Linked DNA regions of Homo sapiens: regions 1 and 2 are each linked to region 3. A link is a contact called in ENCODE Hi-C or POLR2A ChIA-PET data. All regions are on one chromosome and are shown on one strand. The core of a region is the stretch at or near the end of the contact, and the rest is flanking DNA. Distances in the headings are between cores, read along the strand shown.

Region 1 (2,700 bases), core at 147-2,646, 36 kb before region 3:
TTGTTTGTTTTGAGACAGAGTCTCGCTCTGTCGCCCAGGCTGGAGTGCAGTGGCACGATCTCGGCTCACTGCAAGCTCCGCCTCCCGGGTTCACTCCATTCTCCTGCCTCAGCCTCCTGAGTAGCTGGGACTACAGGTACTGGCCACCACGCCCGGCTAATTTTTTGTATTTTTAGTGGCGACGGGGTTTCACCATGTTAGCCAAGATGGTCTCGATCTCCTGACCTCGTGATCTGCCCGCCTTGGCCTCCCAAAGTGGAAAAGTTAATTTTAAAGTTGAAGAGAGGCATGCACGAGGGACTGACATTCCTGGGCTCTGCCTTCTGCTGTGCCCCTCAAACCACATCACACAGCCATGGCTCTTCAGTGTGTGATGAAACTAGACAGATGGGATAAGACTAGAAATCTACATTTCCTTGCTCTAATGAAAATATTTTTGAAATGCTTATCCTTATGTCCTTGTATCCTTGAGATGTTTATCTTTGAATGAGGCTTCTCAGCTTGGCTTATTATATCTGATGATGTTGTTTTCTGTACGGCATTATCTTTCTTTCCAGCTATTCAGGCAGATACATTTAATTTTATTGTAGAGAAATACCTCTTTCAATTAAATGTGATAGTGTAAACTCTAGGCATCTGTCACTTTCCCACCTGGAAAATGATCAAAACTTCTAAGACAAGGCAAGTTTCTTTCTCTTTCCCATACTTGCTTAATGGCTCTAGAACAGAAATATTTGAAATAAAGCCAATAAAAAAGAACCTTGCATTGTCTTAGAAGTTTTGATCATTTATGGTTGGATTGGAGGAAATGAGAACCTTGAAGAATTATTCTGTTATTTTGGTTTAAGGCAGAGTAACGCAGAGAGTGTGAGTTGGGACTGACAAACTCTTCATGAAGAGGGCAAGAGGGAAGCATTCTGCATTGGGTGTGCCCATGCGAATTACGTGTCCTTTTATTTCACCGTGCCACGCCCACCTTCCCACCACATTCACCTTTACCTTGTAAAGATCTCTTAGGGAGGGAAAAGAGGGAGAAAGAAAATCTGCGGAAAATCTGCAGCCACAGAAGGGAATAAGGGAGATATTCCTGCATCAACACGGGCTTCATGCATCTGTGGCATTGCCTGTGGGGAGGGCGTTTTGTGGAGGGGGAAAACCTCATGGATTTTCTCTGAGACTCTGCTCCTTTTATAGAATCACAGCCTGCGCAGTAACAATGAAAAAGTACGTGGAAGAAAACGTGTCCCAGACATCATACACGACCATCAAGTACTTCATGAAGATGCTGAGCAGCGTCAGCGAGACCTTGATCTTCATCTTCATGGGTGTGTCCACTGTGGGCAAGAATCACGAGTGGAACTGGGCCTTCATCTGCTTCACCCTGGCCTTCTGCCAAATCTGGAGAGCCATCAGTAAGAGACGGCAGGGCTCCAGAGTCTCCGGTCCTGCTGCATTTTCAGTTCTCTTATTCCCTTCCGCAATGTTAAAACTGGAGGACTGAGTAGATGCTAACTGGTTTTACCGGTTAGGGTAGACTAGGAACCTGGTCGTGAGCAGGAATCTTTTCTGTTTGTTCCCTCAGTCAGCTCAAAGTAATTAGTGGTTGATAAGGTTCTGCATTGAAGCAAGGCTGGGGCAAGGAGTACTTTTTTTTAATTGAAGAAAGAAGTTTCACATCTACCTATTTAAATATAATTCAGTCAATGGAAAAATACATGTTTGTTACTTTTTATTTGGAGTTGCACCAATGTTTTTGGTTCCTAAGACCAACATATCCCTTGCTCTTCACTTCTTTGCAGATTTGTATCCTCTTGCACCTTAAATCAGATATGGATTATAAACTGTGGGCATTTATTTACACTTTCACTATAGGATAAGTGAGATCTCACAAATTGTATTCTATGGAAGACAAATACTGATAGAAAACATCCCCCTAAATAGTATAGGTGGTTTCATTTGAGGGTTGAGTGCATGAATGTGTGATGTATAGCAAACAAACAAATCAGAAAGTGAATATTTTTAAAAGAGCTTCGTATTAATTAGTAAGAACAACTTTAGAGTGTAACTGGCATCACACCTGTAAAATGTAACTAATCTTTTAAAATGAGAACTAGTGGCTGATGATTTATCTTGTACATTTATGTTTCAGGAGCTAGAAAAGAACATTAAGCACTGAACTACAATATATGTGTTGCCTTTTGATTAAAAGCAAATCTATTTTTAAGTGACTTGACTAATATTTGAAGCGTTATGTTAAATGACTTTGACCAATATTTTCAAGCCAATTACTCAAAGAGAAATTAGGTGAAATGGCTGATAACCTATCTTGAACATATTAATTCCAAATTCATTTAGGATGGGTTTTAGGCTCTAGAGGAGATTAACAGGAATACAGAAATATTAAAATATCTATAAGTAACTCTGAATATATATGTTTGTTGGGCTCCTTGGGGGAGAATAGAGGAAGCTGTGATACAAGTTTATTATCTTAAATCATTATCACCGGCCTTATTACAAACTAGCTGTTTGATCTTGGACAGACATGTAACTACTCAAAATCGTCTCCCTCAACCACAGAATGATGGATTTGAACAAATTTCTTAGTTCCCTTTCAGTTCTAATACTCTGGGACTCTGGGAATCTACAGGGGAGTAGAGCTAATGCCAAGAGAAGTAAAATTACAGAGCTTTAGCCGAGCCA
Region 2 (2,700 bases), core at 79-2,578, 45 kb after region 3:
ACCAAAGGAATGCAAAATCTAATTAACCCTCTGGGTTATTGTATAACTTCTGGAGGTCTTTCCCATGTAATTAGTCATTGTATAATTAATTCTGAGATTGGACTACCTGATGACCTCCTATGAGTATTGGAGTAATTGACTTAGCCAACACAAATAGGTGCGATATAGCCCATTTGACTCAAACCAAACATCAGTCATGTCCTGCCTGAAATCTCTGGTTATTAAGACACTTGCCAAGTTGAGAAGCTGTCCCCTAAAACTGCACAGGACAATAATCATCAAGTGGTGTAGAATGCAATAATTGTTTACTTAATGGGAAAATATCTTTCAATGGCAGAAAGACTTAAAACTAAATATAGAAAATATTTGAGAGAATCAAATGTATGGTATTAATATCTTTGAAATAAGAAATCTGTGCATGATTCTTTACATATATATGTATAACTCAAAATTTTAACTTGATAGAAACAACAGATTGGCCTCATAATTCCAATTTGAAGTATATTTTTAAGCAATTGAAAGACTCATGATTTTTAAGTAGACATCTTAGTAAAATTAAAAATATCAATGAAAAGCTTAAGATAATTCAAATTTCTGAATAATTATAAGTTTGATTCATCAAAATTTTAAGAGTTTTTTTTTTAATTATGGAGGTTTTAACCTAAACGTATGTATATTAACCTTAAAATATCGGTTTGAGGTGTTAAGAGGAGTTTTCCTGTTTGTAAAGTAGATAGAACATTAGCCAAAGGCCCTTTTAAAGGTGATTGTTAAAATTTGCTAGATAATAATAATAATACATTTATGATTAACTTTTAAAAACCAAAGTAAACCTCCACAATGCTTTCCCATGCACAAGGCAGCCCTGCAAAACACACATTATTTAATGTGAACTAATCTCTTTGCTAAGCTTTCTGCTTGTTTGCCTTTCCATTTGGCTTTTTTTCAAACCTCCTCGAAGATGCCTTCAGGCCTGGGGGTGGCAGGACAGAATCACTAGGTGACACCCAAAGACCATGAAAAGAGTTGCCAGATGGATGAGCACTGTGAGGTTGGAGAGAGACAGGGAAGCTAGGAGAGAGGCAGGGAAGGCTTCGGAAGTCATCAGAAGCTTTTCAAGAGACTACAGACGACCCCTGGCTACAACTGGGGAAGGCCAAGTTTTATCCCTAAGTACACACTGTACCCGTCCACCTTTGGATCCAGCTCCTGATGTTTGGTCTTATTATCTTCAATGATAAGGAATGAGGAGTCAGAGCGTGTTTCTCCCTGAAAGCCAGTGTGACTCCTTGTTTCTGAGATTCTTTTGTTAGTCTTTGCTTGTTGAGGTTTTGTCTTTCCCTAAGGGTGAATTCCCTGGCACAATGGACCACTCCCAGCTCTATGCGGGTGCTTTAGCTGGCAAAAGAACTGAGGTTGAAATATGAGATTGACTTTCTGGGTGAGGTTCCTGTTTGTTCAAAGCCACCTCCTATCTTTCTCCTCTGAAGCCACCAAAGAAAACTCTGAAGATCCCGGAGTGACCCTTAATTAGCTCAGGAAGGAGGTACAGGGTAGCTGAAATAGAACTCCTTTCTTTTCTCTATAGCAAATACAGTCAGGGCCAAAAGCCTTTTATGGACTAATCATTTTTCCCTGGTTTGATCTATTATCTGGGTACATTGCAACAACTTTGCCTCTGTTCCTTTTAGACAAACAGCTAGGTTTTGAGTGAGTGATTTCTTTAGCTCCAGCAGCTACGATTTTGGGAGTGCCCAGCCATTATCTTCAAATGGCTATTCTCTTTCGTTTGGGGAAATGCAGTGGTAAAACATCAGAGCTGGTCCTGCGGAAATAACGAAGTGGCCAAGGTCATCGAAAGGATCTGGCCTGTTGTTCCTCTGCTTGCCCCTGCCCACCTCCAGGCCTCAACACCAACCTCCGCTTATCAAAATATGTTCGTAGGAAAATTCAGAACAAGCACGTTCCATTTTGGTATGTTAGATGTCTCAGAACACCAGCATCTGAGCCAAGTTTGAGAAAAGTGAATTTCAGGCAGGAAAGTGGCTTAAAAGGGTTTTTTGGGGAAAGAGGGACTTCCCTCTCATACTAAGGACAGCCTTCCTAAAAGGAAATGCACAGATTAGCATACAAATTCAAACTAAAACAAAAATTGGTCTAAACTAGTATTTTGGCTGAACTTGAACTAACTCAGAGTGGTTACTTTAAGTCCAAACTAAACACTAGAAAGCATTCTCTCAACAGTCTAGAATGTATCTTTAACCAAAGTTGAAAGAAATATGAGATTATGCCATCTTAGATTTGCCACATGATTTTAAATTGCTTTTTTTTCGAGGCTTTCAATTGAAGCAATTGGACAAGTAGAAAGATTTAAAAAGTTTTTTTCTGGACATTTGGACATATGAAATATTTTCTCGGGATTAAGGGTAATCACACTTAAAATAATACTTACTTGTTACACTAACATTTTATCTTAATGATTCTCAACCTTCATTGTGGGTAGAAGAATCACTCACCTGGGGAGAGAGTAGAATGATGGTTACCAGAGTCTGGGAAGGATAGTGAGGGAGAGGGGGAAGTAGCGATGGTTAATGGATACAAAAACAATGGAAAGAATACGATCGAGTATTTGATAGCACAACAGGGTGACTTTAATCAGTAATAATTAAATTGTACATTTAAAAAAGCTAAAAAGGGCCG
Region 3 (2,700 bases), core at 140-2,639:
CTCTATATATACACTTTAAAAATTTAATTCTGATAGCAATCTTATAGAGTAGTTATTATGTTTTTTCTCCCCACTGTACAGAAGAGGAAACTGAGTCTCAGTTAAGTTATCACAAAGGACATACAGCTAGTAAATGGCAGTATCATTTAGAGCAGTCTGACTCCAATGTCACTAACTCTATCCACTAAGCTGTAGTTACCCTCATAACTGTTGTAGAGAATACACTGAAAAAAAGAATATGCTTTTTGCCACCATCATTTGAATTTTAAAGGTTACTTTACCAAACCAGGTAAAATTTAGGTCTTGTTTGACTGCTGCTGCCACAGCTCCAAGGTTCCTTTCCATTTTACCTGATGCTGAAGTGCTAATTCATGCTCACAGAGGGTGTGACCAAATCATTCATTCAGGAGTCTGCGTCTTTGGACAAATATAGTGAAGTGAGGCTATGAGTTATGCTTGAATTAAATTATTTTTATTCAATATTTTTTTTCATTGGATTTTATCTTTGAACTAGTGAAAATACTAGAAATTGGGCCAGTTAGAAACTTTTAAAATAAGGGGTCGCCTAGCACCATGGCCCTGAGCCAGTCTAAAAGGAAAGAAGGACCCATAGTGTTTCATTTATTTTGTTTTCTTACAGCAATTTTTCTGGGTAACTAAGAGTGAGTGAAACTCCGACCCTGGGTTTCACTGGTGTACTCTTTCACCCGTGAAGGCGGCCCTTGTTTTGAGTTTGTGCTTGTCCTGGACCTGGTTCAGGAGGCAGCTCTATTATCTAACTGTGCCATCTTTAAAAGGGGTCGTGTAGATGAGGTTTCGGGGAGGGCGGGTGGTGGGAGGATATCACTAAAGTTCTAAATGAAGTTAAAAAAACAACCAGTCAGAAAGGAGGATAAATGTTTTGTCCTCCAAAAAAGGATATTCTTAAAAGGAGAGGACAAAAGGACAGGTCCTCACCCAAGGACACGCCCATGGAAAGTCACACAGAGCCGGGCAGTACAGACCAGCCCAACACAGGGTTTAGCAAACAATGCTTGCCCTACCCCACCCACATCCCTGGAGCTGAATTTCAAGTTCTGATTTTAGACAATACAGCTGGAATGTCTGCACTTTCACTCCACAACACATGCAGTTTCAGGCAGCTCTCTGGTAAAAAAAAAAACAAAACAAAACATTTGGACAAATATTATAAGAATGAAAATGAAAATTTGAAAAGTAAACTACATCTATGGTGAATTTGGCAATTAAATTCTTCCAGGCAGAATGAACAGAAAATAAGACATTTTGGGGTACCTCACAAGAGGTTTAGTTTCATAATGACTTGAGGAAGTAGGGTGAATTTATTGGAGGAGAAAAGGTACTATCGTGATTAAATCACAACACTAAGCCTTTTTGGTATTTAAGGGAGGCTCAGGAAACTTCCATACACAGGAAGATAATTTTACATTTGATAAATTATTTGCAAGGCTTAGAGTCCTGTCCAGTGTTCTCTATAAGACTATAAATGCTTTGGATGCCAGACATAAAGAAAGCTCTGGGAAAATGTTGCTTCATTAATGTGTCCTGTTTAGTCCTAAGATCTAAATACCTTAGAGCAATGGTTAAACCTTGGTTTAGCACTACAGGGTCAGTTCTTCCAGACTTCTGAACTATCTCCAGGATTACAGTAAATGTAGTTTACCTTGCAGTAGATGTCTTTCCAATAGGCATTAGCCTCACCTGTCTGGGGACAACCCTATAGCCTCTTCCTTCAACAAGGCAATATTTCTGAATCAGCAGATGTGGGGTGGAGTATTAGCTCTATTACTTAGCAGTTGTGTGATATTGACCAAAGAAGTCGGTTCCATGTCACTGAACTGGGGATAACGACATCTACTCCATCTAACTCATGAAGTGGTTGTGAGACTTGGATGAGGTCAAGAGTTTATAAACTCTGGAGTATGGAGCCCTCTTTCTGTCTTGAGCAACCAGAAACATTTTTGTGCCTATGAAAGAACTTAAAGAGGAAATACAAGTGGTTAAGAGCTGGAGTACAGGAGTAAAACAGACCTGAATTTGAATGCTGTTTTGCCGTTTTGTAAAACCTTACTCAGACAATTTGCTTAACCCTTCCAAGCATTAGCAGAGTGTTTGACACATAGTTTAGTGCACAGTAAATGTTAGTATTACCATATTGATGGTTTTAGATAGTTTTGTAGTTAAAGGTGTGTTAAAGAAAAAATTATTCAATTACACTTGTTAAGGCACAGTAAGGAAGACTTCATTTGGGAGAATCAAGATAGATATAGAGACCACTGTAATGAGATTTTGCAGTGAGAAACAGAGATTGAGTCCACTCTGATTACAGCACTGGCAGAGTGGGAGTAATTGAATGGGAAATTACTAAGAGGAAACATCAGGGGTAAGGGGGATTCTGGCCAAACCAACCTAACAGTACTCTTGCTGAAGACAGGCCAGGGTAATCAGTCATCACCTGGGGGATGGTGGAGGAAAAGACCCCAATGAGATATTGAGGGTAATCAGACATGATGGGGCTGGGGGTGGTGTTTCTTGCTAAACTGACTTAGAAGGGTTCTTTTCTAAAACAGATTTTATAAGGAAGTACACAAACGGGCCTTGGAGAAGGTTCAGCCTCTGCCTAATGTTTGGTCAAGCAAAGAATCTTTGGCACGTGTGGGCTATGGAGTCAGACTGTCTAGA

What was found. Hi-C counts contacts between places; a loop is a spot of excess contacts on that map. ChIA-PET counts read pairs that join two places held with the same protein, here RNA polymerase II (POLR2A). Pooled maps may share reads with other maps.
Region 1: a map of PC-9 shows a loop between it and region 3 (2.5-fold over the local background). The contact joins two enhancer-like sites. A Hi-C loop is called at or near these places in 1 of 168 maps with a recorded cell type or tissue (PC-9) and 1 of 50 pooled maps.
Region 2: a loop to region 3 is called in a map of PC-9, with 3 times the contacts of the local background. The contact joins two enhancer-like sites. A Hi-C loop is called at or near these places in 3 of 168 maps with a recorded cell type or tissue (PC-9, endothelial cell of hepatic sinusoid and heart right ventricle) and 5 of 50 pooled maps. POLR2A ChIA-PET finds 5 or more read pairs at or near these places in 1 of 52 experiments (activated T-cell).

Annotation. Positions count from the first base shown.
Region 1 is chr2:102,504,060-102,506,759 of GRCh38, forward strand. SLC9A4 (solute carrier family 9 member A4) reads left to right here. Exons shown (of 12, transcript NM_001011552.4): 4 at 1,195-1,412. Among named protein-coding and RNA genes, the nearest start is that of SLC9A4, 32 kb to the left of the region's middle. Within about 2 kb of position 1,397, at least 2 of the 41 ENCODE cell types and tissues checked have a DNase peak (open chromatin) inside an H3K27ac peak, as active enhancers do.
Region 2 is chr2:102,584,928-102,587,627 of GRCh38, forward strand. No RefSeq gene overlaps it. Among named protein-coding and RNA genes, the nearest start is that of SLC9A2, 33 kb to the right of the region's middle. Within about 2 kb of position 1,329, at least 2 of the 41 ENCODE cell types and tissues checked have a DNase peak (open chromatin) inside an H3K27ac peak, as active enhancers do; they include PC-9, where a contact is called at or near this core.
Region 3 is chr2:102,540,067-102,542,766 of GRCh38, forward strand. No RefSeq gene overlaps it. Among named protein-coding and RNA genes, the nearest start is that of SLC9A4, 68 kb to the left of the region's middle. Within about 2 kb of position 1,390, at least 2 of the 41 ENCODE cell types and tissues checked have a DNase peak (open chromatin) inside an H3K27ac peak, as active enhancers do; they include PC-9, where a contact is called at or near this core.